Linked DNA regions of Homo sapiens: region 2 is linked to region 1. Evidence: chromatin loops called from intact Hi-C (ENCODE). Cell type or tissue: IMR-90. All regions are shown on one strand. Links, peaks and the distances in the headings refer to the core of each region. The heading gives the core; the rest is flanking DNA. Region 1 overlaps SNPH (syntaphilin). Region 2 has its middle 120 kb from the start of SIRPA.

Evidence for each region. Peaks named below come from ENCODE experiments on the same cell type or tissue, not always from the same donor. Only the 100,000 strongest peaks of a DNase experiment are listed, where the experiment ranks them.
Region 2: a loop joins it to region 1, with 11 times the contacts of the local background. A loop is called at or near these places in 9 of 110 quality-filtered maps.

What each region holds. Positions count from the first base shown.
Region 1 is chr20:1,306,297-1,321,531 of GRCh38, reverse strand. It overlaps SNPH (syntaphilin), which reads right to left. Exons shown (of 7, transcript NM_001318234.2): 7 at 12,205-15,235. SDCBP2 (syndecan binding protein 2) reads left to right here. Exons shown (of 9, transcript NM_080489.5): 2 at 1,097-1,169; 3 at 1,873-1,942; 4 at 3,114-3,214; 5 at 8,034-8,192; 6 at 8,770-8,945; 7 at 9,024-9,195; 8 at 10,641-10,732; 9 at 11,037-11,623. The coding sequence starts at 1,116. The coding sequence ends at 11,091. FKBP1A-SDCBP2 (FKBP1A-SDCBP2 readthrough (NMD candidate)) reads left to right here. Exons shown (of 10, transcript NR_037661.1): 3 at 1,097-1,169; 4 at 1,873-1,942; 5 at 3,114-3,214; 6 at 8,034-8,192; 7 at 8,770-8,945; 8 at 9,024-9,195; 9 at 10,641-10,732; 10 at 11,037-11,623. It overlaps LOC124904856 (a long non-coding RNA gene), which reads right to left and starts at 1,097. Exons shown (of 2, transcript XR_007067487.1): 1 at 332-1,097. In IMR-90, for the core only: a CTCF peak has its summit at 7,853 (motif pointing left); a DNase peak (open chromatin) is centred at 7,831; H3K4me3 peaks cover 211 bases; H3K27ac peaks cover 137 bases.
Region 2 is chr20:1,771,857-1,787,091 of GRCh38, reverse strand. It overlaps the pseudogene LOC100289473. Among named protein-coding and RNA genes, the nearest start is that of SIRPA, 120 kb to the left of the region's middle. In IMR-90, for the core only: a CTCF peak has its summit at 9,673 (motif pointing right); DNase peaks (open chromatin) are centred at 9,701 and 11,771; H3K4me3 peaks cover 977 bases; H3K27ac peaks cover 564 bases; H3K27me3 peaks cover 1,638 bases.

The DNA.
Region 1 (15,235 bases), core at 4,345-12,344:
AGAGGGCCAGGGAGATGATGGGGACCTGCACAACACGGGATGTGGGAGAGATGGGATTTGATGACAGACAAGAAGGGATAGTGGGGGCGGGGCCAAGGATGACACAGGGGTCAAGGCAGCAGGTGCAGAGGGAGGAGAAGGAGCAGTGATGGATGAGTATGTCCTCGGCGTGCCTGTGGTCACTCAGGGAGGTGCCCAGCGGATCTGATCCTGGGAAGCCTGGAGTCACATCGCTCAGGCACAGGACCCTCAGTTTCCTGTGCCACCAGCGGGCATTCCTTTATCATGTGTACCCATCACATGTGAGTTCAGTGGGGTGAATAGGACACACCTTTACCCCTCAGAACTGCAGTCAGGACAAGTGGCGAGTTCAAGCAAGAGGCTGGCCCGGTGCTGTCCCGGAGCTGTCCCGGAGGGCAGGGTCCTGGGTGGGAGGGGCAGTGACCGTATTGCCTGGGAGCCAGGGGAGGCGTGTCCCACAGGAACCGAGGGTGACAAGGAGGTTGGGCAGGGGCTCCAGTTGGAGTGGACTGCCTCAGCGAAGCCTGGAGGTGTGACAGAGCCAGTGGTTAGTGAGTAAAGGGAAGGAACCCAGAAAGGCAGACTGCTCCTTCCCCACATTTCGTCAGGAAGGGAATAAAACATTTCTTAAGAGGTCATCATTCCTTTCACTTTCTCGGGGCACCTTGCTCAGAGGTCCTGCTGATTCTCCCTGGGACAATGAGAAGGTGTTTAGTAAATAAGTGCTCATGGTGCCTCTCCACCCCCCATTCCCTCCTCCCTCTGGAGCAGTGCCCTGTTGAGTGTCTAAGTTCTGCTACAGTTTGTGTGAGAGTCTTTATAAATTTCCTACTGGTCTTACTTCATTGTGGCCAAGATTAAAAGTTGACAGTGAGGCTGGAGATGAGTGGAATACAGTAGAGTTCAAATATCGACAGGGGATTAGGGGTGGAGTTCGGGGAGGCATTCTAAGTGCCCTGCTGCCTTTCTGTTTGAATATTAAGTTCCAACCCGCTTGCTGTTGCGGATGTCTGTGCCTCCTTTCAAGGGGGCATCAGCTGCATCCTTATCCTTCCCCACCCTCTGCACTCTGCAGGGTGTTCTGAGAATCAGCCATGTCATCCCTGTACCCATCTCTAGAGGACCTAAAAGTGGACCAAGCCATTCAGGTAAGTCGCCAGGCCCCATTGGCCTGGATTCCCTGAAGGGGACCTTGGGGATTACCCTGGAAGGTGCTGGGTACTGGGGCCACTTGGAGATTCCCGTAGGCCTCAGGGCATGTAGGTGTCCACTGCAGGGCCTGCTGGGCAGAGAAGACATCCAGGGGGCAATGCCAATGGCGTTACAGCAAGAATAGAAAAGACCAAGCAGCGCACGCATGCCTCTCTCATGCCTGCTCTGTCCTGCCCAGGCCCAGCTCTCCCTCCCTCCAGGATGGGCGGGCTCCATGCTCTAAGGCAGGCTTTCAGAGGAAACAAGACTAGTGGGCATAGGCATTGGTCTGCTTAGCCCCCAGAAGCCCCCTTCCTCCTCCATCCCAGCACTCTGTGGTTCCAGTGGGTTTTGAGAAATGGAGACTTTTCAGCTGAGAACTTGATTGGGAGATGGGCCTTGATGTTCTGCCTGTTGCAGGCAGTAAATGGGTTGTGACATAGGGTGGGTCACAGTCCCCCAGAACTTCCTCCCAGGAAAAGACACATCTGCGGAGGCCACGTTTACGTGATCTTGAGCCCTGAGGGTTGGTGCACACTCCCCCCACACCCCGGGCCCACTCACACCCCTAATGCCCAGACCCTGGCCTCATGGAGCTCCAGGCTCTGGGGTTCCTGGGGTCCTGGCCACAGCTGACCAGTGCTCCCTGCTCCTCCCCAGGCCCAGGTCAGAGCCTCACCCAAGATGCCAGCCCTGCCAGTCCAGGCAACAGCCATTTCCCCACCACCAGGTGAGTGGGCTGGGATGAGGGGCTCCTGGGTGCCAAGTCCTTTCAGGGAAGAGATCATCAGGGAAGCTTGGCAATGCCAAAGGTATGGGAGGCTCCAGGGTTAAGGACTCAACATGGTGGGAAGAGAGGACCAGGCTTCCAGTTGCCACCCACCTCTTACTGCCTGGGTGACCTGGGCTGAGTCACCTCACCTCCCAGAGCCTGTGCCCATGCTGTTCCCCTCCCTCCTTGACTGCCTGGTGAACCCCTGTTTATCCTTCCAAACCCAGCTCAAGTTAGGGAAGCTATGGCTTCTCTGATGCCCCCAGCAAGGCTGCCTTGAGGATGTGATATCATTTGTGGGGCCTCTGTCTATATAAACGATTTGAGTCACCTCAAATCAGCATTTCAGCACCATTCTGGTGATCCAATCTCATGTGACCCCGGGAATGAAATACCACACTTGTCAGACTTCCTTGCTGGAACTATGGCTGGCCTGGGGTGGGGGCAGGTGGGGAAGAAGTGGACGGCAGATAGCGGCTCAAAGAGAGAAGGGGCCAGAACCCCACTTGCCTTATTCAGCTTAGGCTTCCATAACAAAATACCATAGGCTGGATGACTTCAACAGCAGAAATGTATATTCCCACAGCTCTGGAGGCTGGAAGCCCAAGATCAAGGTTCTGGCCAATTCAGTTTCTGGTGAGGCCTCCCTTCCTGGCTTGCAGATGGCCACCCTCTGGCTGAGTCCTTACATGGCCTTTCCTCAGTGTACTTGCTTAAAAGAGAGAGAGAAAACGAGAACACGAGAGAGATACAGCATGAGAGCGCATGCATGAGCCCTCTGTTGTCTCTTCTTATAAGGACACAAATCCTTATAAGAAGGGATTAGGACCCTGCCAGTCCTGGTGGGAACCATTCGCTGAGGGATGCAGAGGTTTCTGGGTGTCAAATAAAGTCAGTGGAGTTGAATAGCAAAGTGGTGCATGAGGACTCGGTGTCCTACCCTGCACCTGGGCCCTCTGAGGAGCGCTCATCAGTGAGTGTTCCTGGGGATACCCCACAGTCTTGGAAATAAATACCATTCCCAGGCTCCATTTCTTAATAAAAATGAGCAGCCACAGGGGAGCCAGGCAGGCATAGGGAAGCACATGTCCTCTAATGACACATTTATTCTTCCTTCTTTCCCTATCAGTTTTGTACCCAAACTTGGCAGAACTGGAAAATTATATGGGTCTTTCCCTCTCCAGCCAAGAAGTCCAGGAGAGCCTGCTTCAGATTCCAGAGGGTGACAGTGTATGTATTTGGCTTCTGCCTGCTGCGGGCGCAGAACCTCCCAATCCTCCCTTTTTCCTGGTCTTGCCATTTCAACAGACCTTCTTTCTCTCTGTGCTCGGACCTCCCCTCTCCCCAGCACTCTGCTGGCTCTGTTTCTTGATGGCACCGTTCATTTTGAGGCTTCACGAAAACCACTGTGGGCTTTCATGGTTTCAGATCTTCCCACAAGCCTTGGGGATGGAGAACCAGGGCTTGCCCTTTGACCTTGGGCCTGAGCTGGATGAGAAGGGAGGTCATTAAGCCCAGCGTGAACCTGGGGACATCAAAAGCAGGGCTGCCTGCATGGATAAACAGAGCCGAGAGGGCAGGAGCTCGTCACCCAACTCTGGTCCCCAAATTAAACAACAAGGCTCAATTCCTGCTTTCCATGGCTTCGGGGAGCAAAAGACACCATCACAGAAATATATGCCACTGAAAACATATTTACCTGTAGAACCAGTCCCCGCCTAAGCCCCTTGCCAGTTAGCTCTAGCATCCCTGCGTCCCACCTGTCAGTCTTCCTGCCAGGCTCGTCCTGAGCCGATGAAACTGAAAGTACAAACTGCAAAGTTGTCTAAGGCTGGGGAATTTCATGAAGTTCATGGATATGATGATAGAGAACTGTCACAGACACATACAAAGCCACTGCCAAAACGAGGATCTGACAGGAGGAAATCCACAAGGATGAGGCCATGTGGGACCCTGAGAAGAACTGATGGCACCCTGGGGTGTTTCTCCACAGTGGCCCCCTTCATGGTCGTGCTGTGAAAGGCAGACATGAAGCAAAGAAGGTCCTTCTGTAGGCAGCCCCACTGTCATCACTCTTTGTTCCTATAATTAAGACATAAATGCATTCAACCGTAATTTTGATAAAATATAAGATGATGAATACATTTTTATAATTTAAAATTTTGTATGTCTTTTAACTTTTTATTGTTAAACAGTAGATTCCCAGGAAGATGCAAAGTGAGTACAGAGAAGTTGTTAGTACCCTTCACCCAGTTTCCTCAATGCTTATGTTTTCCATAGCTATAGTACACTATCAAAACCAGGAGTCTTACGCGAGTACAGTGTGTCTCTAGTTCTATGTCATTTCATCAGTGTGTAGATTCATGTAACCAGTACTGCAATCCATACAGAACTAGTTCATCACCACAACCACCTCCCTCCCAGGCTGCTTCTGTATAGTTATGCCTGCCTGCTTGCCACCCTCCCTAACCCCTGGCATCCGGCCCTCTGTTTTCCATCTCTATAATTTTGTCATTTCAGAATGTTACATAAGTGGAATCGTACAGTATGTGACCATTTGAGGTTGGCTTTTTTCACTCAGCACAATACCCTCTAGATCCATCCAGGCTGTTGTGTGTGTCAATAATAGTTCATTCCTTCTTACTGCTGAGTAGTATTCCATGATGTGAATGTACCAGGGTTTGTTTAACCTGTTGAAGAATAGCTAAGTTGTTCCCAGTTTTTGGTGGTTACAAACAAAGTTATTCTTATACAGGTTTTTGTATAGACATACGTTTTCATTTCTCTAGGATAAATGCCCAAAGTGCAATTGCTAGGCTGTATGACAAATGTATGTTTAAGTTTTTTAAAGAAACTGCCACCAGGTGTGGTGGTGCATGCCTGTAATCCCAGTACTTTGGGAAGCTGAGACAGGTGGATCACTTGAGCCCAGAAGTTCGAGACCAGCCTGGGCAGCATGGTGAAATCCTATCTCTACAAAAAATACAAAAATTAGCCAGGTATGGTGGCTTGTGCCTGTAGCCCCAGCTACTCAGGAGGCTGAGGCAGGAGGATTGCTTGAGCCCAGGAGGTGGAAGCTGCAGTGAGCCAAGATCACAGCACTGCACTCCAGCCTGGGTGACAGAGTGAGACCCTGTCTCAAAAAGAAACTGCCAAACTAGTTCCTGGAGTGGCTATACCATTTTATTTTGCCGTGAGCAATACATGAGTGCTCCAGTTTCTTCATGTCTTCACCAGAATTTGGTATTATTACTATTTTATATTTTAGCCACTATGATAGGTATAATGATGGCTCATCATGGTCTTAATTTGCATTTCCCTGGCACCTGATGATGTGGACCATCTTTCCATGTGCTTATTACCATCTGTATATTCTTTCCGGTAAAATGTTTCTTCATATATTTTACTCATTTTCTAAATGGCTTGTTTTCTTCTTCTTGTTTTTTGAGACAGGGTCTTGCTCTATTGTCCAGGCTGCAGTGCAGTGGTGCGATCACGGGTCACTGCAGCCTCCACCTCCCGGGTCAGGTGATCCACCCACCTCAGCCTCCCGAGTAGCTGGGACCACAGGTGCACACCACCATGCCCAGCTAATTTCTTTTATTATTGTTATTTTTATTTTTTGCAGAGACAAGGTCTTGCTATGTTGGCCAGGCTGGGGCTTGTCTGTAGTGTTTTGGGAGTTCTTTGTGTATTCTAAAGTCCTTTGTCAGATGTGTGGTTTATGTTTTCTCTCAGTCTGTAGCTTAACAGTTCTGAATTTTGATGAGGTCCAGTTTATTGATTTTTTTTTCTTTTGTGGCTCATACTTTGTAAAGAAATATTTACCTAGCCCTAAGTCCGAAAGATTTTCTCCTTCGTATTCTTCTAAAATGGTTATAGTTTTATGTTTTGCGTTTACGTTTATGATTGAATTTGGGTTAATTTTTTTGTAAGGAGTTAGGTTTCAGTCAAAGTTCATATTTTTGCCATGGTTGCACCATTTGCTTTTTTTGTTGTTTTGTTTGTTTGTTTGTTTTGAGATGGGGTCTCACTCTGTCACCCAGGCTGGAGTGCAGTGACATGATCTTGGCTCACTGCAACCTCCGCCTCCTGGGCTCAAGCGATCCTCCCATCTCAGCCTCCTGCGTATCTGGGACCACAGGCACGTTCCAGCACACCTGGCTAATTTTTGTATTTTTGTAGAGATGAGGTTTCACCCTGTTGCCCAGGCTGGTCTTGAACTCCTGACCTCAGCTGATCTCCCTGTGTTGTCCTCCCAAAGTGCTGAGATTACAGGCATGAGCCACTGCGCCCAGCCAACACCATTTGTTGAAAGCACTCTTGCAAAAAGCAGTTGACTTTACTCATTTGAGGCTATTTCTGGATTTTCTACTTTGTTCCACTGATACTTGTCTATCCCTTCACCAGTACCACACTGTCTTGATTATTGTAGCTATATATAATAAGTCTTGAAATTTGGTGGTGATTCCTCTCGCTATTCTTTTTGTCAGAATTGTTTTAGCTATTCTAAATTCCTTTGTCTTTTCATATAAAGTTTAGACTAACCTTCCCTGGATCTGCAAAACATCTTGTAGAGATTTTGATAGAAATGGTGTTATATCTGTATATCAATTTGGTGGCAATTGACAGCTTTACTAATTCTTTCAACACGTGAATACAGAGAATCTTCCATTTATTTAGGTCTTCTTTGATATCTTTTATCAGTATTTTGTTGTTTTCAGCATACGGTTCCTGTATGTGTTTTGTTAGATTTACACGTATTTCTTTTTGTTGTTCTTGTTTTTAGGTTTTATTTTGCTTCGTTTTTGTTTTTAACAGAGATGGGGGTCTTGCTTTGTTGCCCAGGCTGGTCTTGAACTCCTGGCCTCAAGTGGTCCTCCGGCCTTGGTCTCCCAAAATGCTGGGATTACAGGAGTGAGCCACTGAGCTCGGCCTCTTTTTTTTTTTTTTTTTTTGAGTGATTGTAAGTGGTATTGTATTGTATTCCTTTTCTTTTCTTTTCCTTTCTTTTCTTTTCCTTTCCTTTCCTTTCCTTTTTTTTTTTTTTTTTTTTTTTGAGGTGGAGTCTTGCTCTGTCACCTAGGCTGGACTGAGCAGTGGCTCAGTCTTGGCTCACTGCAACCTCCACCTCCTGGGTTCATGTAATTCTCCTGCCTCAGCCACCTGAGTAGCAGGGACTACAGGTGCTTGCCACCAGCCCAGCCAATTTTTGTATTTTTAGTAGAGAGGAGGTTTCAACAGTTGCCCAGGCTAGTCTTGAACTCCTGGGCTCAAGTGATCCATCTTCCTCGGCCTCCCAAAGTGCTGGGACTACAGGCATGAGCCACCACGCCCAGCCTGGTGTTGTATTTTAAATTTCAGTTTACATGTGTTCGTTGTTAGTATACAGAAGTACAATTGAATCTTGTGTGTTAATTTTGTATCCCAGGACCTTGCTAAACTCTTTTATTTGGTCTAGGAGTTTATTTGTAGATTCTTTGGGATTTTCTAGTAGACCATCGTGCCATCTATAAATAGGAACCGTTTTATTTCTTCTCTTCTGATCTGTGTGACTCCCCCTCTTTTCTTGCCTACTGTGCTGGCTAGGTCTTCCAGTACCATCTTTAATAGTGTTGGGAGAGTGAAGTTCCTTGCCTTTTTCTGCATCATGAATTTGTATATTTTTACATTTTTCTCAAGACAAAAATCCAGTCCTTTTATCCCCTGTTGCTCACTATTTACTGTGACTTTTTCTATTTTAAGTGGGTTTTAAAGGAGGCTTTTCCTGATGCCAGTTTCCCTTGGGAAATGAAGGGCCTCTTCCTGTATCCTCGCCCCTTCCCTCCCCGTTTTCCTGGCTTTTTAAGGGCATGGACTTTGACGCCCCCTAGTGGCCGCGTGGAGCCACGTCTCCTCTCGCCCCTAGGGGAGAAGCGTGGACTGGGGACGTGGGGGGACCCGGGGACGGCTCCATCCTCCTTTCCCCATCCCTACCCCCACCCCAGTGTCTCCTGAGGCACAGGGTCCCCACGGGCCGGGCTGACCCCCTGCCCCCTGGTGTCTGCAGACAGCGGTCTCGGGCCCCGGGCCCGGCCAGATGGTGGCACCGGTAACCGGGTACAGCCTGGGCGTGCGGCGAGCTGAGATCAAGCCCGGGGTGCGCGAGATCCACCTGTGCAAGGACGAGCGCGGCAAGACCGGGCTGAGGCTGCGGAAGGTCGACCAGGTAGGGCGCGGGGGCTGGGTGGGAAGAGGAGCTCGAGCTGCACGCGCTCTCCCGCCAGGCCTCAGAGCTCAGAGGGCCCGTCCACAGTAAGGAAGGTGCAGAGCGGGCCTCCTAACCCCAGCGGCCAGGCTCTTGCCCCCAGTCCCTCCTCCCCGAGACCCGGGCGGGGCTGGTGCTGGGTTGCGCAGGGCCCTCCACTGGCCTCTCCGTGGGCTTCCGTCGCTCGGAGGAGCCTCCCTTCCCCACCTGCCCTTCGCTGCCCAGGGCATCTAGCTTCCAGGCGACGGTGTAGACAGCCGACGCCAGGGAAGCCCATGCCTTTGTGAATGGTACAGTGGAGTGTTTCGGAGTGCAGCCCCAGGCCAGGGTTGAAATCCTGACTCACCTGCTTCCTAACTATGAGGCCTAGAGTGTTTCCTCCCCGGTAAATGGGGTAACCTTGGTGCCTGCCATGCAGAGCTGTGTCCCTGGCACCCTGTAGGTTCCTGGAGTATCAGGAGGAAAACAACAGGTTGGAAGAGGGATCTGTGCCTAGGGTGGGCCAGGGACACTGACTCTGGGGCCCTGCCTCCCCCAGGGGCTCTTTGTGCAGTTGGTCCAGGCCAACACCCCTGCATCCCTTGTGGGGCTGCGCTTTGGGGACCAGCTCCTGCAGATTGACGGGCGTGACTGTGCTGGGTGGAGCTCGCACAAAGCCCATCAGGTGGTGAAGAAGGCATCAGGCGATAAGATTGTCGTGGTGGTTCGGGACAGGTGAGTAGCCAGGCCCGGGCAGCCTCTCCGTCTCACCCCAGCCATGTCCCCAGGACAGCTCACTGTCCCTCCTGCCAGGCCGTTCCAGCGGACTGTCACCATGCACAAGGACAGCATGGGCCACGTCGGCTTCGTGATCAAGAAGGGGAAGATTGTCTCTCTGGTCAAAGGGAGTTCTGCGGCCCGCAACGGGCTCCTCACCAACCACTACGTGTGTGAGGTGGACGGGCAGAATGTTATCGGGCTGAAGGTAGGCTGGTGGCCGCACCAGGGAGGGACTGCCGGGTGGTGGGAGGGCTCAGGTCTTTGGGCAGCTTGCTTACCCCACCTGAGCCTCAGCATCCTCTTCCTAAGGTTGCTGTGAGGGTTCAGTAAGACGGTGTTCGTAGGGCTGGGTGCGGTGACTCACGTCTGTAATCCCAGTGCTTTGAGAGGCCAAAGCAGGAGGATCACTAAGTCCAGGAGCACGAGACCAGCCTGGGCAATGTGAAACCCTCTTTCCACAAAAAAAACTAAAAAATTAGCCAAGCGTGGTGGTGCACACCTGTAGTCCTAGCTACTCAGGAGGCTGAGGTGGGAGGACTAATTGAGCCTGGGAGGTCAAGGATGCAGTGAGCTATGATCATGCCACTGCACTCCAGCCTGGGCAACAGAGAGAGACCCTGTCTCCAAAAAAAAAAAAAAAAGACAGTGTACCTAGAGCTCTGAGCACAGTGCCAGGCACATAGCAGGTGCTTAATACATAATAGCTATTGCTGGCTGCATGGACACCTCCTTGCTCTGTATGGCACTTTTTTTGGTATAGTGGATCATGTTCAGTAGTTTAGGAATGTTTTAGAAAATCGTTATTCAGAAATCCATGGGGTCGTGAGGTTCTTCAGAACTGGGTTTGTCCCAGCCAGCCACACTTCTTGAGATCGTTTGTCTTTTCAAAGTTTATTTCCACCTGTGGCCATCACTAGTCCTGTCTAGCACATCTTCTCACATTTATTTTCGAACAACCAAGAAAACACATAACCAGATAACATACATGTGTAATGTAAAGGTCAATAGGCTCTGAGTGAGGGCCAGAGGCTCTTCTATGGCCATAACGTTAGTGTTTGGACCACCTGGCACGCTTTGCGTAGAGACTTTTAATTTCTTGTTCTTCCCATGATCTAAGTGGTGTCTGCAGGCCCATCTCTTTTTATCAAACAAGCAAATGTAAGAGGATGTAAGAGGAGGAGGATCCTTATGGCCCTGGAGGCAGCAGGAGCCAGAGGGTGGATGGGTACGCCTAGTACCTCCCACAGGATGGGGAGGCATTTATGCTTTGAGGCCAGAACCCAAATGTGACTGTGGGCTTGGTGAGTCTCTGGGAGCCCTTGGAAGGGGGAGGAGAATCGCATTGATGAGGCCCTGTTACGCGTCAGGCTCACACCGCTGGCCTTCAAGCTGAGGGTGGGAAGAGGCATGCTCATTTGACCAAGGAGATCCTCAGGTGGGAGACCCATGTTCTCACTCAAGCAAGACCTTACCTGGGAGTCTGCTGGGACCCTCATCTGACAGGCTCGGGGTCCGAGGCAGCCCTGCCCTGCAGTCAGCCATCAGTGGTGTCCTCTAGCAGTGGCCATGCTGATCCCTCCACAGAGGGGCCTGTAGAGTTGCCCCTGGTCCCCAATCCTTAGGGTGATCGCTTACTTGCCTCCTCCCTAGGACAAAAAGATCATGGAGATTCTGGCCACGGCTGGGAACGTTGTCACCCTGACCATCATCCCCAGTGTGATCTACGAGCACATGGTCAAAAAGTAAGGCTGCACCCCTCCTCACCCCTCCTCACCCCTCCTCTGCCATCCCCTTCACCTCCCGGCCTCCCAGGTGCACCTGGCTCAGCCACTTCCACTTTCTCAGTGCTGACACAGGGCACAGGCTCAGCCAGCTCTATCCTCCCTTCCCCTCCCTCCAAGGTAGCTTGTGGCTTCTGGTGATTCGAAAGTCTTAGAACTGGGAGTGAAGGCCCACATGGGATGCACTGGCTCGGAAGGGGGTGGAGGTTGCTGGAGGGTGGAGAGAAGGAGCTGCCAACCTGGTCACTGTTGTTGCTGTATCCAGGTTGCCTCCAGTCCTGCTCCACCACACCATGGACCACTCCATCCCAGATGCCTGAAGCCACTGCAGGGCAGGGCAGGCAGGGGGGGCTTCCCGCCCTCCTGCAGCAAAGGGCAACCACCCTCGGATGATGGGTTGCAGCCGGCCTGCTGCTTAAGGTGGGGGCTGCCATGAGGGGGGCGTGTCCAGGAGGGTGACCATGGGATGGCTTATACACACAGGCCTCCTTGGAGCCTCAGACTCCAAGCTAGGCTGAGGCTCAGGCAGGGCCCACAGGCAGCCGATTCTCTTGTGCTGATTTAAATGCTGGACACGGAGGCAGGCTGTTTAAACGCTGCTTAAAGTCGCAACTGGGCCCCTTTCAAGAAATTTTGCTCTACCAGGAAAACAGTTACACATTTTAAGAGAACAGAGCTACGTTCTTTGTGAGAGCTTTTTCCTTGCCTTGACTTGCTCTTTGTCACAGACTGCATAAGTTGTCAGCCTTGACTATCTTTTGAATAAAGATTTGATTTTAAACAAAACCCTGTCCGCAAAGGTAATTGATTCCCCCAAAACTATTGAAAATAAAATAAAAAGGTAACTGAAAATTCTGGAATCCTTGGTCCCCTGACGTGCCAGGGCTGGTTTCCTCTTAAACCGTGGTGAGACCAGGGCCTTTTCTACGCGTGGCCTCTGAGAGCCATGATTTGGCTCTGCCTCTGTCACGTGCCACCTGCCAGCCTGGCGCGGGGATGACTGGAACTGGGGACAGGATGGAACTGTGGGGATGGGGTAGGACTGTGGGGCAGTGGGGCTGACAAAGGGAGCACTGGCTTTGGGGCACCCCCCGTGTGACCGTGGCTGCTTCTGCTTCTGCAAAGTGGGCATGAGAAGCCACTTTAGGGGGTGTTGGGGAAGGTGAGACGCGATGTGCTCATGGCGCCCAGCAGGGTGTGCCATGTGGGGGCAGGGGGAGGTGGCTCCAGACTCTGAGCCTGACCCCAAGAGGGCAGTGGTGCCTCAGCCCCACACAGCTCTCTGCTTCCCTGCACATCAGAGATGATCGCTGCCCACGTGGCTTTTTCCCGTGCGGGTGTTGTGACCCCTGCGCTGGAGGAAGATGGTGTGAACCCTCCCACTGCCTCCCCTTAGAGAAACCACCCAGTATAAAGAAAACAGGCCAAGGGGCTTGCTGTGTTTTCATGCTTTAATTCAGAGTTGTCTGCTGCAGGTACAACTCTGTCTGAACAAAAGGACAAAGGAGACAAGAGTCAAGATCCCTCCCCGCCTCCCCACTTCCCACATCCCCTGAATTCTTCGTGAAGGGGATGGCCTAATATGGGAATGCACTGTGACCTGTTTGCATTGTCCCCCAGGTCAGAGAGGGGGTTGTGAGTTCTCTGGGCAGAGGCCCCTGGGTAGGCCTTGGCCCCAGAACCTTGCAGTTTGTCCCACCCCTCCCCAAAGTGCTGTAAGATACCCCTGCGCTTGTGGCAATTGGGAAGGGTGTGTCAGTGAGAAGCTAAGTGATCCCCTTGGGAGAAATCTACAATAAACTCCACTCAAGCCCAGCTCTCTGTGCAGAGCCCGGGCCCCAGCGTCCGATTCCTGCCTGAGCCTGGACTGGCCGGGCAGTAGTGCCACTCTGGCCCGAGCCCTAGAACTCAGGAGAAGCCACGTCTGGCCGCTAGGCTCCAGAAGGTGGTTCCTGGGGACACTGTTCCTCAGGACCTCATCAGCTCTTGCCAGACGCTGGGGAAAGGGGAGGCCCCAAAGATTTCTGTTTCAGAGGCTGAGGGCAGGAGGAAAAGTCACAGCCCAACGGGAGGAGGTATTAGGCAGGAAGGAAAAGGGTCACTGTGGAGGGTGAGCTCTCTCAGGGGGAGGCCCCGCCCCATCTTTGCCCTCCCAGCCCCATGTGTACCCTGCCTCTTCAGGGCATGGCACCTGAGCAGCAGCTGCCGCACCTCCACCGCCTGGAGCCTCACAGGCAGCCTGCACCTTTGCATAGATGCGGGATCTGAGCACACACACATGCACTCCAGAGCTGGGCCAGGGCCACCGGCCACCACAGTCCCAGGGCCTGTCCCAGGGCTGAGTGGGGAGCTGCTCCCTCCACTGACAAGAAGAAAAGCCCATCGAAGGCCCCAGGAGAGCCCCCGAAAGAGAGGACCCTCAACACTGTGGGCCAGGGCCCTCGTGACCCACACCGGTGGTCTCAGGCCAGAACAGGAGTAGACGGCCGCTGCTGGCTACACTCACCTCCTCCACAGGCCTCAGGCCCAACCACAGCCCAGTCCTCCACAGGTGGCTTCTCTAGCAGCAGAGACAGAGTAGACTGTGGCCCCAGCCCTGTCACATCCACCAAAACACAAGACACAATAGGAAGGCCACAGACGCAAGACACAGACAGGAGCAGAGGGGCCTGAAGCTTGACTAAATTCCAGTGGTGAAAAATAGAGAGATTTTATGTTGTCAAATATAGTTCATACATTTCTTTTCTCGGCAAAGCTTTGACTATGTCTGAGGAGACTACGCAGCTCCGTGAGTGCGCGGCACAGGAGGCTGGGTCCGCAGCCAGTCCCGGCTTGGCTTTGGATTGGTTTTGTCCACTGCCCCCTCCGTGGCATGGCCACAGTGTCCTGCGGGGGCAGCCCCAGCCAGGCCTCAGGCATCTGGGTTTGGTTTGGCTGGGCTGGGGCTTATTCCACAAAGGTTGGCTGGTCTGAGGCCCTGACCAAGGCGGGGGGAGCTTTGGAGGCACAAAGCGTGTGGCAGAGGGGGCTCCTGCCCCGAGGGCTGGGCCAGCCGCCCCCTCCCAGTGCATGCAGGTGCCCCGCCTCACGTGGAGGGCACCGAGCAGAAGGGCAGAGCCCATGAGTTAGGCAATGGCTGTTGGAGCATTGGGGTGAGGGCAAGCAACCTTGGCAGATAACCAGAGTGGCCCTTAGGCCAGAGGGGCGAGTAAGACACAGGGTCCCTCCAACCCCCAGAGGTGGGGCCTAGCCTCTGAAGAGTGGGTGGGACAACCAGATGGGTGTAACCCCTGTGGGGGAAAAGGAGTGAGTTTACTTGGTAAAATAATAATGGTAATGTCAGCAGCGTGGCTGGGGGACTCAGTATGGTCCCGGGAAAAGAGTTGGGGCAGTGAACTTCCCAGGCCGACTGGCCTTGGGCTGGGAGCAGGGAGGCTGCAGGGCGCCTACCTGCTCTGCCACGCCCCTGCCTAGGAAACCTATCCCAGGACACCCTGCTTTGGCCTGGATGAACATCGTGGCTTCAGTACGCGCCATCCTGCGATTCATCCTGCCAGAATACCCCACCCTCCTCCAGAGGCAGAGAGGTTTAAGGTTTAGGAACCCTCATCTCAGACAGCAAGCAGCCACCTCACTGGAGACCCTTGGATGGCTGAGAACCAACCCCAAAGTGAACATAGTGCAAAGCAGAAGTTGGGCCCGAGGGCCCCAGAGAAACTCGGGGCAAGTTTCTGGGGGCAGTCATGGCCTCTGGCTTTTTCAGTAAGCTGTGGGTTCCTGAGTCCAGCCCTGCCTCCCAGCCTGCAGATGAGATGGCCTCACCTTGGAAGGCTGGGGGAGCCCCCTTGGGTTTCTGCCCCTGCCTCCTCTTCTTGTGCTGGTGGATTCTCCAGCTGGGAGCTGGGACTCAGGCAGGCCCTCCTACCCCAGCACTGAGCTTGCCGGGCTTAGCTACCTCACAGGAATAATGACTGACACACCCAGAAGTGCCAAGAGGAAAGGGATGACGGGAAAGCCTGGGATGAACAGACAGACACAGAACCCACACTGCCCTCCGCCACCTTGCGCCCAGCCCCGTCTCTCCTCCAGCCTGTGGCCTTGACTGAGCTCCTGAGTCCCAAGGTGGGCAGCAGTCTGGGGAGGCTGGAATGCCGGCCGGCCCAGTGGTTCTGGCCTCTGCTCTGAGCCCTGGGTCAGTGATCTGCACTTCAGGCCATGGCTGCCTCCATTTGAGGAGAGAGCACTGGCCCAGGAGCCTGGGCTGCGGGCAAGGTGGCTTGGAAGAGACGGCATGGAGTGCGCAGGGCACTGGACAGGATGGTGCAGGGCAGGGGCCTATGGGCAACTCAAGCCCGGCTTCCCCACATGAAGACAGCCAGAGACTTCCTGAGCAGGGCTGGCCCTGTCTGAAGAGCCAAGGGGACAGAGGGGCCGGGTTGGCCCTCGCTCCCTCCCCTCCCTGCA
Region 2 (15,235 bases), core at 4,781-12,780, 470 kb before region 1:
CTCTGTAGGATTCTACATCTGGGGTAGGACTGTGTCTGCATGTCAGTCCATGGCTCATATCTTCGGAAATCCTGGTCTATATCAGAATTCCACGGTTTTGGTATTTGCCCTTGACTATTTGTTCAGCTTCTGAAGGAAAGAGGAAAAGGAAGTTCAGGAATGCCAAGGTTGTCTTTCTGGGATTGCAGAGTCTGGGGAGGCATTGGGAGGGTGGCGTTGGTGACAGCAGGGACTGGGGAGTCCTCAGAGGGGTCCAGCAAGGGCCCTCAGTCCTGGCACCCAACAACCTGAGGGACCTCCCAACAGCCAAATCGTGCTCCTGCCTCACCTCACAGCAGTAGACCAACGGCACATGGTAGCACTGGCCACATAATTAGCAGAGCATGTCCCAGAATAATTAAACGTTTCAAAACAGTAACAGCAGAGCAGTAAATCAAGTGCGGGTTCCTCTCAGAGTGGGGCCCTGTGCAATGCAGGGATCAGATAGCCAGCAGGCTCAGCAGTGGGGTGAGTGGAGCCCCGGCCCAGACTAAAACTCCTGGGTACAGGAAATGAAACCAAGCCTGTGAATATTCAAAGAAGAAGGATCCTTAGAGATCACCTGGCTCAGTTCCCTTCATGTCCAGTTGTAGAACCCAAAGCCCAGAGAGATGGCCCAAGCTGACCCTGCAAATTGGTGGCAGAGCCAGATCAGAATCCCAGCCCTGGGACTCTCCTTCCCCCTCTCCCTCTCCCCCAATCTCTTCTTTCCTGAGGTGGTCTCATCCTATGCAATGTCCATGTGGAAACCATCCACATGTTGACAGCTTGCAAATATCTATCCCCCATCTCCATCACCTATCTCTCCCCCAGCTCCAGAGTCCTGTGTCCAGCCATCCCTAACTGCAGTGGCCTCTTGCTTCCTCTTCTCCCCTGCTTCCTTCCTTACCCACCTCCAGCCTGTCCCTCCTCCAACACACACATACACACAGCCACCAGAGTGTGAGTTTCCAATCTGTGACCTGGATCCTGCTCCGGTACTGCTCTCTGCCCAAGGCACTGCACACAGATTACACTCTAACCTCATCAGCACAGCCTCCAAGATCAAGTCCTGCAGTTTCTCCCATGACCATCTGTTCCCTCACTCTGCTCCCACCACAGTGACCTTGCTGTGGCTCACATATGCCCAGCTCATGCCTGCCCTGCAAGTGTATTCCTCTCTCTGGAACATTCTTCTCCTAGAACTCCCTATGACTTCCACTTCCTTCATTCAGGTCTCAGCTCATAGGCCCCTCCCCAGAGAAGGCTTCCTGTGCACACGGTCCAAAATATACGCAGCTACTGTCTATCCCCTGACTTCTTTTTCTTCATACCAGTTAACCTCCCTGGAATTATACTGCCTAGGTATTCCTTTATTTTTACTATCTTGCTCACTGCTCACTTGCTCAGTGCCCCAAATGATGCCTGCCACATAATTGACACTCTATAAAGAATTGCAGGAATAAGTAAATCAATAACGAAACACATTTATTTAACACATGCATGTTCAGGGGCTATTCAGTGTTAGGGGCTGTGTGAGGCACTGAGGTCTCAGACATGGAGCAAGTGGACAAGGAAGGGTTCCTGTCCTCAAGGAGGCTGATCATCGTCTTGGGGAGACACGGACTTGTGTTCGCAGGAGGCTCAGAGTGACATGTGCAGCTTGTCAAGGGTAAGTCTAAGAAGATGGGGTGAGGGTAAAAGATCCATGGGTCCTTGCAGCAAGGAGTTGGATTTTAGGGTCATTGATGTCCTTTTTTTTTTTTTTTTTTTGAGACAGAGTCTCTCTCTGTCCCCAGGCTGGAGTGCACTGGCGCGATCTCAGCTCACTGCAACCTTTGCCTCCTGGGTTCAAGCGATTCTCTTGCCTCAGCCTCCTGAGTAACTAGGATTACAGGCGCATGCCTCCGCGCACAGCTAATTTTTGTATTTTTAGTAGAGACAGGGTTTCTCCATGTTGGTCAGGCTGGTCTCGAACTCCTGACCTCATGATCCGCCTTCCTTGGCCTCCCAAAATGCTGGGATTACAGGCATGAGCCACTGCACCTGGCCCAGTGTCCCTTTTCTGAAGAGCTAGCAACTCTCTGTCCTCTCTGGGCCCTCAGCCTGTTAGGCCAGCACAGGGGCCCATATTCATGATGAGGGCTCTTGGGTCCCCAGCTCCTATAAAAGGTTGTGCTTATAGAGTACGTGACAGCCAGTTCTTGCCGGTGCTAGAATAAGGAAGGAGACTGACGTGACTCTACTCAGAGGAAGCCAAGCCTTACCCAGTGGACGCATGGCCCAGCCTGGGCTAGCCCTGTGGGTACTTTGGCATTCCTCAGGCCACTCCTTGGAGAACCTCATCTTCTCCACTTCCCCTTCAGCCTTCCAGCCCCACAAGGCAGGCTGCCCATGGCTGCCCACCCACTGCAGCTTAGCCCTAGTGTTGCCAGTCTTCTCCTTCTGTGTAGATGGTGTGATTAAGCTGGAGGGCTGAGACAGGAGCCCTGAAGGAAGCCCACTTCCTCCAGGAAGGCTTCTCTGCTTTCTCAGTGGGATTGCTTCCTTCTGTCCCTTGCCCTGTAGCACATACCTTCCTCTTAGTCTGTTTATCCATGGATCCACCCATCCATCCACCCATCCATCCATCCACCCACCCATCCATCCATCCAACAAACATTCATCCGGCACTTATTTACACTAGTGACCAAGGACATGGTCCCTGTCCTCCAGAGCCTACAGTCTAATAAGGGAAAGAGTTATTATGCAACTAGTTTCAAGTTAACAGTTTAATTATAACTGTGATAAATGCTCTGCAAGAGAAGTATTTGAACCCACAGGGAGACATTAGGGTAGAAAAGACTTCCCTGATGAAGAATGTTTCACCCAAGACCTCACTGTCGACTATGGTAGCCAGTAGCCACACGTGACTATTGAGTGTCTGAAATGTGGCTAGTGTCACCAAGGAACTGAGGGTAGATGAATAATTTTACCAAACTTTATAAAGTAACTATTCTGTGTCAGGCCCTGCCCAGTCCAAACTAGTCTGGTTGAAAATGCCAACATTACATCTAGTTCAGCGTCCACTTCCTTCTCTCACCCCAGCCCACTGCTGCCTCCAAGTCCCTGCTGAGGGATCTGGAAGGGATGGAGGTGAAGCATTCTTTTGTCCCTCCTCCTTTCCCTGAATTGGGTCTGTCTATCATCTGGTGTGTTAGGGCCTGGGAAGGGAGATGGAAAAAGAGGGACTTCTTTTACCCAGCAATGCTCTGTTCACTATGGCTGGACTCTGGAAGCCAGCTGCCTCCTAGGGCACAGGTGTGGATTCCTAGGAGGATCCTGAATGTGTGCATGTGTGCATGCATGTGCACGTGTGTGTGCCCATGTGTGTATGCTGTGGGGGTACACAGTCTGCTGCACAGTCTCTTTTATGCATGATCTGATCCAGGTTCACAGCTCCCCGCTGGAGTCCATGCTGCAGTCTCTTACTCCTAGGCCCTCTTGCCAGTGGTCATCTCTCTTGAGTGGGATGCTCTAAGGTCGGCTCCCCCCTTTCAATGAGGGTCTCTCCATGGACCTCACCCCCTTGCCACTCTGCATGGAGGAAGCTTGAGCTGCTGCCCTGCCACCCCGTCACTCTACCCTGCTGTCTCTTTTCAGTTCCTTTTTCTCCTGCTCAGGGCAACATCAAGGTGGATCAGCAAATCCACTGTTGCTTCAGGAGACACCTGGAAAAAGAAAAGCCAGCCTCCTCCTCCTGCAGGCACGTAATATCTAGGAGTCATTTTGGGGTGCCTTGCTTGGCTGAGTAGTGGTGGGGGGTTGTGAGGTCAGGGGAGTTTCCATAACAGCCTCACCCAGGCTAGAAAACTCCTCTCTAGCCTCTCCCTCCACTTTAGCTGAGCGTACAGACCCCAAAGAGATGGGATGGCTGGGGAGCAGGCTGGGCTTGGCTGCTTTGTAATCAGTCTTGAGAACATACCTGGCCCCAAAGGTTCATTTGTTATTAGCGAGTATCTATTCTGTGCCCAGCACTGTGTGGCTGCTGGTTACAGCCATGAACAAAAAGCAGTAGTCTTCAGGGCAAATCATTTGTTTTTCATGAGGGAAATGGATAAAAACGAGTAATATACATCAGGGCTAACCATTGGAAAGCCCAGTAACGTAGGGTAAGGAAATGGAGAGAGACCAAAGGGAGAGGTTGTTTTCATAGGGAGGTCAGGGAAACTGGTGGCTGTGTTTCAAACTCATGTTTCCCCAACGTGGAGCCTAGTAGACAGTTCTGGGCCATGGGAAATCCGTGCCACCATTGTCCAAGCCCAGTTAAGCTGTGAGGCAAGGGTTGGGTTTCAAAGTCTAGGGTCTTTCTTGGTTGCACGTGGTTGTGTATGTCAAGGCTCACTTCTCAACCCTCTGGGCCCATATCTGATCCATTCTGCATTCCCAGAAGCCGTGTCTGGGCCTGGGACAGGGCAGGCTCTTGATGCTGCTTGTTCAGCATGGAGGAGCCTCCAGGACAAGGGACATCAAGGCTCAGCCTATCAGAGGCCAGCTCTGTGGCTTGAAGCTTGAGGCAGAGCTCAGCCGCTTTCTGGTTTTGCTCATGGGGAATCAGGGACAGTCGGAACCCATTAAAAGGCTCCAGATGCCTCCCTGGTTAGACACCTCAGGCCTGAAGGTTTGCAGCTTGGAAGGAGGCCGTGGCCACAGTGACCACTTCCCTCACTGTGGCTCAGGCCTCTGTTCCAGGCATGGCAGAGAATGGGGTGGGGTAGGCAGCTGGGAAGTATAAGGCCTGCTCCAGGCTGTCAGAGGCTGGTCAGTGGCTCCTGGGCTCTTTCAGGGCCTTATCCAGTGGTTGCCACCAGGAACAGACCAGGAGCACTGTGAGTCTCTCACCATGGCTACCACACCTGGGCGGGCCCTGGGCTCCCTCCTGCCCACCCTTCTGCTGGGACTCACAGGTGAGTCCTGATTCCTGCCCAGAGAGACCCTCAGGGCAGGCAAGGAGACCCCCAGGAATGACCAAATCCAGCCACTGTGTCTTTCTGAAGGAAGACTGAGGCTCAGAGGAGGTGACTGAGCTGTTTTCCTGCCAGTCAGGTGCTGTTTTGCATCTTTTCTTCAATGTAGACCTTGCGGACAAAGGGAGCTGGTGGGAGCTTGGGGGTCAGAAGAGGAAGTGACCTAAGGGTGAGGGGCTCGGGGGAGGTCAGGGGGTAAAAGAGGAGCCCACCTCCCAGTTTTCCCGATGTCAGCTCTAGTCTGGGTGGCTACCTGTTCTGGGTCAGAGAGGGTGTAAGGGTGGAAAAGACAGAGCGAGAGAAAGAAAGAGAGAGAGAGAAAAAAAAGAGAGAGAGAGAAGTCGCCAGAGTGATGGAGCCTCCGGCATTGGAGGCATGGAAGAGTCCTGGACCCAAAGTCAGACAGGCCTTCTTACCCTCCCTCTTTAGTCACTGATAGGCTGTGTGACCTTGAGCAAGTCACGAGACCTTTCTGAATCTCTGTTTCCTTTTCTGGAAAGTGAGGACAATAATACCAGCCTCCCACAGCTGAGATGTGGAAGAAAAGAAGCACACATGGCTGAAAATGTTTTCTGAACCACACGGTGCTGTGTGCAGGGTGGGTGATGAGGGCAGAGCACAGTCCAGAAGGTACCAGAGCTGTGTGCTAAGAGGACAAGTTCCTATGGCCTCCTGCGCTGCCCTCTGCCTGTCATCCTGCTTGTCATTGGTTGTTTATTTGCCTTTCACCCCCATCTGACCAGATGCTTCTCAAGGGTGGGGGTCCTGTCTGACTCATCTCTGTGGTCTCAGCACCCAGCTCTTGACCTGGTGCAGAGCAGGGGCTTAGGGAATGCTGTGAAGACTTGGGGAGTTTCTTGCTCCAGAGCTCTGCAAGGCTGTCCTTAGAAGGAGGGGTGAGTCTCATCCTGCAGTTTTCCTGGGAAAATTCTGGGAGACAGATCCCAGGTTATATCCCAGAAGCAGGAAATATTTTGTCATAGTCCTAGCTGGGTGTGAGGGTGAATGGAGCTGCTTCTCATGGAGACAGCTCCCTGTCACTGCAGGTAAGCAAGCAGACAACGGGGGTCTAGTGAAGTGTTGATGGGAGGCACCCGAGTAGGGGGGCCAACCATCCCTGTTGGGGTGATTCTTGACTTTACACTCAAGTCCTTATAAACTTACATCCACAATGGAAATCCTGATTCATCACCATTCCCTTCCTATCCCAACTTGGTCCTTCTCCAGATCTTCCCAGCTCAAAAAGTAGAGCTACCACCCACACAGCTGCTCTAGAGAAAACCTGGGAATTGTTGATCCAGAATTCATTCTGTCCCTCACCCCCCATCCCGCCCATCACTGAGTCCTGTGGGCTGTATCTTCCAAATGTGTCTCGAGCCTCCTTTTCTCACCACCCTAGTCCAGGCTACCATCACCTTGGCCTGGAGGTCTGTACCAGCTTCCCCACTGGTCTCCCTGCTTCCATTCCTGCCACGCTCCTTCCCATTCTCCACACAACAACCCCAGTTATCCTCTAAAAAATGTACATCAGACCACTTTGCCCCTCTGTTAAAGTCTCTGCTGGTTTCCCATCACTCTCAGAATAGAATCAAGATCATCACCATGGTCCCCAGGCTCTTCTCACTCTGGACCTCTTTGCCATGACACTAGGGTCCCCTACAGACTTCTCAGTTTCTCAAGCCCACCAAGCCCTTCCTGCCTGAGGTCCTTCTCTCCTGCTGTCCCCGCTGTCTGGAATGTCCTTCCTCTGTCCCTTCCCATTGCTGGCTCCTATTCATTCCTGAGTTTCAGCTCAATGATGTCACCTCCTCAAGTAATTCTTCCCCAGCTGCCCTTCTAGAATAAGTCCTCCCTGTATTCTCCATCTATGCAGTCTTTGGGTTTCCTTGATGGCACTGGGATCAGTCATAATCACATTTGCATTTGCTTGTTTTCTTATGATCAAATGCCGATATGCTGCCTGAAGACAGAATCAGACACAGCATATAGTAGGCCCCCAGGGCCTGACACAGCTCTGGTGCCACTGGTGCCTGTGGGGTGTGTCCCACTCTCAGTGTACAATCACAATTGCTCTTTCCTTAGCTGGACAGCCCTTCATCTCTCTGACTGGTCCATCTCACAGGACAAGCCCTGGAGACTCAGTGCCTTTCAACTGTACTGCTGTCCCCTTCAACTCCCAGGACTTCTCCCGGGACTTCAATGTTACGTGGTTGAAGGACAGTGATGAACATCCAGCCTCAGCTCAGCGCCTGGTGCCTGACAATGGAGGCAATGACTTCATCACCAGCAAGGCATGGGTGACACTGACCCGACAGGATGTCTCATCTGAGATCACCTGCGAAGTCACCCACAGGGCCCTGGCAGAGCCCCTGAAAACAACCATGAATCTCTCCCAAGTGCTCTGAGGTGAATGGGCAGTCAGGTGGGGTGGACATTAACCCTGGAAGCATCCAGCTTTCAGGGTTTTTGCCCAAAGCCTCATTTCATAAATGGGGAAATGAAATTCCTCATGGATTTCTGATCATGTGTATTGTGGTTATAAGCGCAGGTTCCAGGGGCTCGCTGTCTGGGTTTTAATCCTAGCTGTGCCACTTTACAACTTGTGGGATCTTGTGAGTTACTTGACTATTTAATACCAGTTTCTTTATATAACAGGAAAAAAATGAGGACCTACTTCATAGCTGTCCTGTGAAGATTAAATGAATTATTCCTTATAAAACACACATAACAGTGCCTGGCATGCAGTGACTTACTTACGAATGTTTGATCTTGTTATTATCTGGTCCCAGACTCCCTTTCTAAACATCTTTGTTCTATTAATGTCATTGTTACAGTTTTTTTTTTAAATGTTTATTATTCATTTAATAATAATGAATATCCACTGTATGCCAGACCCTGTGCTCAGTGCTGGGGATGCAGCAACGAGCAAAATAAAGTCCCTGTCGTCATGGGCATCACCTTTTACTAATTCTTAAAATTATATTTTCTGATATGAAATATTTCAAAAATACAGAATATAGCAGACACCCAGGTACCCTTACCCATATTTAATGAATATTAACATTTAGCCCTATTTGCTTTACATTACGCATACAAGAAAAAAATATTTCTTTAAAAAAAGGCGAGAGACCTTGAGGCTGTTCCCTGGGAGAGGGAAGCATGGGTGGCCACAGGCAGGGGCTGATTTCACCAGGTCTTACTTCCTATTCCTCTGTCTAGTTGTCCCCACCCTGAAGATCACCACTGAAACCTCTGGGACCCATGTACATGTGCAAGACAGAGTGAATCTCACCTGCCACGTCCTCCACTTCTATCCCGCCCACCTGCGACTCACCTGGATGGAGAACAGGAGCATGATCCAGACCCTGGTGTCCCCTCGTCCCCTCAGGCCACCAGAAATCCAGATGGGACATACTCTCTGGAGCACACGTGGCAGGCAGAGGCCACGCTGGAGGAGCGTGAGTTTGCTTGCTGGGTGGTCCACGATGAGCAGCCCCCACTCAAGGCCAACGTCACCCTGCAAGCCCAGGTGCGCAGGCAGGGGAAAGGTGGGTACAGCCTCTGGCCCAGCCCCTCTGGACATCCCCTGTGGGCAGCACGGCTGGGGAGGGTCAGAGACTCAGGGCGGCATTGGATGATGGTGAAGGAAGGAAGGATACCCGCAGCTGGTGATACAACTCTCACACATTCGCCCCCAGACTCCACTTCTCACGCCTTCCTCCACACCCTCCCCAAGAAGAAAGGGTGGGACTCCCCTTCCCTAATTCCATGCATTCTTGATGTTGAAAGTTCTCCACCTTAACACTTGACTGCAAGAAATGGCAGAGGTTAAGGACTGCTGAGCACCAAAGTGCCTTCTAGAAAGGCTATTAATCAAGACTGGCACAGTTGAAAGTTTCTGGATGGCAACTTTAAACAGAGGCCAGAATTCTGAATTCAGCTGGAAAAGAGGGTCCATGCACGGCCTTACGTAGGGTCAGGGCAGGCCCTTACACGGGGTCAGGACAGACCCTTACATGGGGTCAGGACAGGCCCTTACACGGGGTCAAACAGATCCTCCTCCTCCTTTCCCTTTCCTTTTCCCCCTCACTTTCCTTCTCCTTCCATCCTTCTCTTTTTCCTTGTCCTCTTCACTTTCTCTCTTTTTTGAGTATTTTTATATTATCTTATTATTATTTTTTTAACTTTGGTTTTAGGTCTGGGCCCATGTGCAGGTTTTTACATAGGTAAACTGTGTTGGGGGCAGTTTGGTGTACAGCCTCTGTTATTTTTTGACTTTTTAATAATAGCCATTCTGGCTGGTGTGGGATGGTATCTCATTGTGGTTTTAATTTGCATTTCTTTAATGATTAGCGATGAACATTCTTTCACATGCTTGTTTACCGCGGGTGTGTCTTCTTTTGAAAAGTAGCTGTTCACATCCTTCGCCCACTTTTTAATGGTGTTATTTTTTTACTTGTTAGTTTATTTAAGTTCCTTATAGATTGTGGATCTTCGACCTTTGTCGGATGCGCGCTTTGCGAATATTTTCTCCCATTTTGTGGGTCGTCTGTTGGCCGTGCTGATCGTTTCTCTGGCCCGCCTTGCCGCCTGGAATCTCTGCCTCCGTCTCTCGCTCACTCTTTGCGGCCTCAAACCGTTTTCTCCACAAGAGGGAGCTGTCGGCCGGCAGTTCAGACCCAGAGAGCGCGGGCGGCGCTCCTTCCGCCCGGCTGGGATGAGCTCGGGAGAATGAACTACCGGCCCAGAGGCTGGGATGAGCTCGGGAGAATGAACTACCGGCCCAGAGGCTGGGATGAGCTCGGGAGAATGAACTACCGGCCCAGAGGCTGGGATGAGCTCGGGAGAATGAATTACTGGCCCAGAGTGGGCCGGCTGGGCGGTGGGGGCGCTCAGTGTCCGAGAGGGTGGGTGGAGGTCATTAGGATCGGCCGGGCCTTGTGAGCTAGGGGTAAGCCAGCCTATGGACCCACAGCCCTCCAGAACCACGTGAAGTCAAAAAGGACAGTCCCCTGGGGGCAGTGAGGGTGGATGCCTCGGAGTATTACAGCGCAGGCCGCTGCCAGGGTAAGGGTGCCGGACCGGCAACAACAGCCCATCTTCCCACCAGGGCCCTCCACCTCGCATTCTCTCTCTCCCTGACGGAATTGGCCTCTTATCTGGCTGCTGTAAGAATTCTTAAGAGGAATGATCCCACTCAGCTTTCAGTCTCCCCGTGCCTTTTTGTCTGTTGTCCAGCAGAGAGAAGAAAAACACTCACCCAGCAGGATATACAGGTCTGGCTGAAAAACTCAAAACTGGTCCTTTCTGATCAGAAGCAAGTTACGATACTTCTTTATTGACTCATGCTGGTTTTTTCTTCTTTTATTTTTCTCTTTTGCCTGCATGCGGTATATCTGGCCCACTGCTGCAACATTAACCCCCTGGGAGCATCCTTTTGATTATATGGCTCCGCTATGCAGCTTTGTGGGGCCCCGTGGTCTGCAGGGGGAAGGGCAGCCCCTTCCTTTTCTGGCATTTAGGCCCCTTTCTATTTGGTGTTAACAAAGCATTGCAGCTATCCTTCCCCAACCTGGCCCATAAATGCCTTCATCAGCACCCTCACCTGTTACGAACTCCCCACTCTGTCTCTGTTCCTACTGGGTGACACCCGTAGAGCATTTACTGCACACTAGGCATCCTCAAATACATTATCTGATCCTACAACAGAGCCCAGAGCTAGCACAGGGACCAAGGTCTCAGAGGTTCCAAACAGCATAGCTGGGGTTAGAATGCAGGCGTGTCTGTTCAAAAATTCAATGTGTTTTTCTGCATTTTTCTTTCCTATCCTGCCCGAGAATACAAAGCTTAGTGTTATCTCAAGTCTCTTCTCAAATCTCAATTTTAAATGCTCTATTTCTGATATTTATTTCTTCCTGAATTGTGTGGTCTTATCGGTCCATACCAGTTAGTTCTCACAATTAGTATTTAAACTACAAGGGCGTTCCCAAAGTCCCCCGACCTGGGGTTTTATTCCATTTACACCCATCTTCCGTGATTAGACTCTCACATCCTTGAAGCAGGGACTGGCTCTTATGTTTCGAGGTGGCCAAACGTCGGAGTCAAACAGATCAGTGTCCCCAGCCATGTGACCTAAGACAAAACAACTCCCTTTCTTTTTTTGAGATGGAGTTTTGCTCTTATGGCCCAGGCTGGAGTGCAATGGTGTGATTTCAGTTCACTGCAATCTCTGCCTCTCGGGTTCAAGTGATTCTCCTGCCTCAGCTTCCCAAGTAGCTGGGATTACAGGCACACACCACCATGGCCAGCTAATTTTGTATTTTTAGTAGAGATGGGGTTTCACCGTGTTGGTCAGGCTGGTCTCGAACTCCTGAACTCAGGTGATCCACCTACCTCGGCCTCCCAAAGTGCTGGGTTACAGGCGTGAGCCACCACACCTGGCCGCAACTCCCTTTCTGAGTCAAGTTTTCCATTGTTGTAATGACAATTGTTATACCCACCTCAAAGAGCCCTGCTTAAGATTCCTTTCCTTGACTCCTGCTTGGCATCTGGACAATGGGGCCCATAGCAAGTTCTCTGCAGTGACTGTTTGCAGTTTCCACAGTGCCTAGCCCAGAGCTGAGCTGCAAGTAGGACAATATTAAAGGTCATTGGTTAATATAGAGCCAACTGTGCAGAAGTAGAGGCAGCTATGATGTAACAGAAAAAGGCCTTGGCTTGGAGTCAGAATTCCTGGGTTACAATGTCAGTTCTGTTCACTGTGAGGCCCTTGGATGAGTCACTAACCCTCCCTGAGCCTTTTCTTTATCTGTTAATATTAAAAATATGATTAATAATAATTCCTTGGATGGTCATTGTGAGTATATGGTGCGGAGGGCTACCGTTTATATAGTGATTACTGTGTGCTACATATTCTACACTAGTTACATCACTTAATTTATTAATTAACTCTGAGAGAAATGCAAATCAAAACCACAATTAGATACCATCTCACACCAGTCAGAATGGCAAGTATTAAAAACTCAAGAAATGACAGATGCTGGCAAGGCTGTGGAGCAATAGGAACGCTTTTACACTGTTGGTGGCAATGTAAATTAGTTCAACCATTGTGGAAGACAGTGTGGTGATTCCTCAAGGATCTAGAACCAGAAATACCATTTGACCCAGCGATCCCATTACTGGGTACATACCCAAAGGAATATAAATCATTCTATTACAAAGATACATACATGCGTATGTTCATTGCAGCACTACTCACAATAGCAAAGCAGTAAAATAAATTCCTTGACATGGAATCAATCCAAATGTCCATTGGTGATAGACTGGATAAATAAAATGTGGTACATATACCCCACGGAATACTACGCAGCCATAAAAAGGAATGAGATTGTGTCCTTTGCAGGGATGTGGATAAAGCTGGAAGCCATCATCCTCAGCAAACTAATGCAGGAAGAGAAACTCAAACACTACGTGTTCTCACTCATAAGTGGGAGCTGAACAATGAGAACACATGGACACACGGAGGAGAACAACACACACCGAGGCCTGTTGCAGCAGGTGAGGGGAAGGAGAGCATCAGGACCAAAAGCTAATGCATGCGGGGCTTAATACCTAGGTGACGGGTTGATAGGTGCAGCAAACCACCATGGCACATGTTTACCTATGCAACAAACCTGCACATTACGTACATGTATCCCAGAACTTAAAGTAAAATAAAATTTAAAAAAAGAAAGAAAAGAAAAATGTACTTCATCAAAACTAATGGCTAAATAAACAAAGGAAGTCTGAATTTAATTATACTCCAGATATCAAAATGGGATGAATAGTTGTTATAAAATTTAAGCCATTCTTCTTCTATTAAAAAAAATCGCCCCCATTTTACAGATGAAAAAACTGAGGCTCAGAGAGTTAAGTTGCTTGGGCTTCAGTGGAGAGTGGAAATGTAAACTTGGGTTGAGTGAGATCCTAAAGCCTGTGCTCCTAACCTTTTCTCCATGGTTCCAGCCTCTTCTCCATGACCCAGCCTCTGAGAAATGAGGTTTTCTTCCATTTTCAAAGACTGAGGGTAGGGCTGAGTGACAGTAAGGGGTGCCGACCCTGGAGCCTGACTACCTGGCTAAGATCCCAGCTCTGCCACTGACTGATGGACCTTAGACAAGTTACTTAGCCTGCCTGGCCTCAGTTTCCTCATCTGTGAAATGGGGATAGTAACAGCACCCACTTCTGAGGGCTGCTGTGAGAACTCAGTGACTTAGGGAAGAGCCTGTAGGCAGGGTAGGTGCCAAGTGAGTGTTCGCTATGCAGTATCTGTAGGAGTTGACCTCCTTACAAACTGCTGTTGCCCATTGCTACAGTTTCACTGTCCGGCCTCCGTTATCAGATTCAGAAACTGGTTCCTATCAGAACATAACCTTTACATCTTATGAAAGAGGAAGCAATGGGCTTCTTGGCAGATGCTGTGTATTTGTTCACACTGGGGTTCAGGCACCTCTGTGCCCTCTCATGGGAGGGGTCTATCCTTGCAGGCCAGAGTGTCCAGCCTTACAAGTTGCAAGGCCCCCTTCAGCGATCTGAGCCTGGCACAAGGATCCGATTGACCTATGCATCCTCTGGGTTCTCGACACACCAGGTTACTGTGACCTGGCTTAAAAACAAACACGAGCTCCCAAACCCCCAGACCAGCGTCCAGTACAGTGGACACACCTACAATGTGACCAGCAGTGTGCTTGTCCCGCTGATGGATGATGATGTGTTCTCCCACGTCGTTTGCCATGTGGAGCACAAGTTGACGTGGTTTTTCCAGAAAACCACTGGCCTGGACCAGTACCTCCAGGGTAAGATCTCTCTCTCTGCTCAGCTGAGGTAGTGCAGAGTTGGGGTGGGGACTTCTCTGAGCCTCAGTTTCCTCAATGAAAAATGAAGAAGAACCTTCAATGATAAGCAAGCACATCCCTTGTTTGATTGAGGCAAGAATTTAGTGAAATAATACCTGTAAAGCACGTAAGACAGTGCCTTGCTCATACTAACTACTCAGAAGTGGCAATTGTTATTATTATTATTATTTACAGCACTTCTCAGAACTCACTTCTTTCATCTGTAAAATGGAGACAGGATATCTTCTGGGAATTCAATTTTATTATTATCATTATTTTATAGGAAGAAGATTTGAAGAGCTTGGGAAACTAAATTCTAGGGCCAATGGTGTCTTTAGACGGGTTGGACCAATGCTTGGTAGATCTGTGAATTCCATGAGGTCATAAAGTATCATGCCTAGAAGAAATCTTAACCGTCATCCCATTGTTCTGACAACTGTAAAAGTCAGAGAAGGCAAGTGAGTGGTCCAAGCTTGCATAGCAGTAAAATTAATTCCTTGAATGTATATTGGACTTTAAAATCTACAAACTATATCTCTCTTCATTTTCTCATTCACAAAACAGGGGGAGAATTGTGCTATTGGGAAGTAAACACATCATGTTACATGGCAGAAAATATTGGTAGTAATGTCTCAAACATTTACAGCACGCAGACAGTAAAGCACACTCATGTGAATGGACTTCAATGCATAGAACTTCCCTATACTGTTTGTGCCATTTGTGGGTTACAGAAGGAAACTGAGGCTCAAAGAAGTGAAGGCTGCTTAAGGTTGTAAAGCCGGTGAGTGAGAAACCTTGGCATGAATTCCAGCTTCCAACTCTGCTCTATTTACCAGTTGTGGGATCTGCTGCAAGTCGCTTATGTTCTCCCATCCTCAGTATTTTTGTCTGTAAAATAGAGAAATGATAGTTCAGGGAATCTTCCTTATCTGAGTATTTATTATGTAATTCTCCTGAGCTAGGACGATGGTGTTGAGAAGCAAAAGTTATAGAAAATACAAATTTTCAAAAATAAATCGATTACATATAAAATTAGCTCCCACTCCAAGCCCCTCCCTACTCAACACTGCATGCATCTCAGGGCTGTGCTTCCTCTCATGGAAATATCTTTGTGGGTATCTTTATTTGGGTTCCCCTGAAAGCAGAGCCTGAACCCAGGACTTGGGGGTAGGTGGTTGGAGGGTGATGCTGAGAGGTTGGGATGAGGGAGCAGGGAGAGAGATACTAGCTTTGCAGGGGGTCGGCCAAGAAAGAGTGAGTTATTGAGCTGGATGGCCCTGTGGAAAACTGGGGCCCAATGACACTGGAGACCCTCTGAAGAACTGGGTGGACTATGCC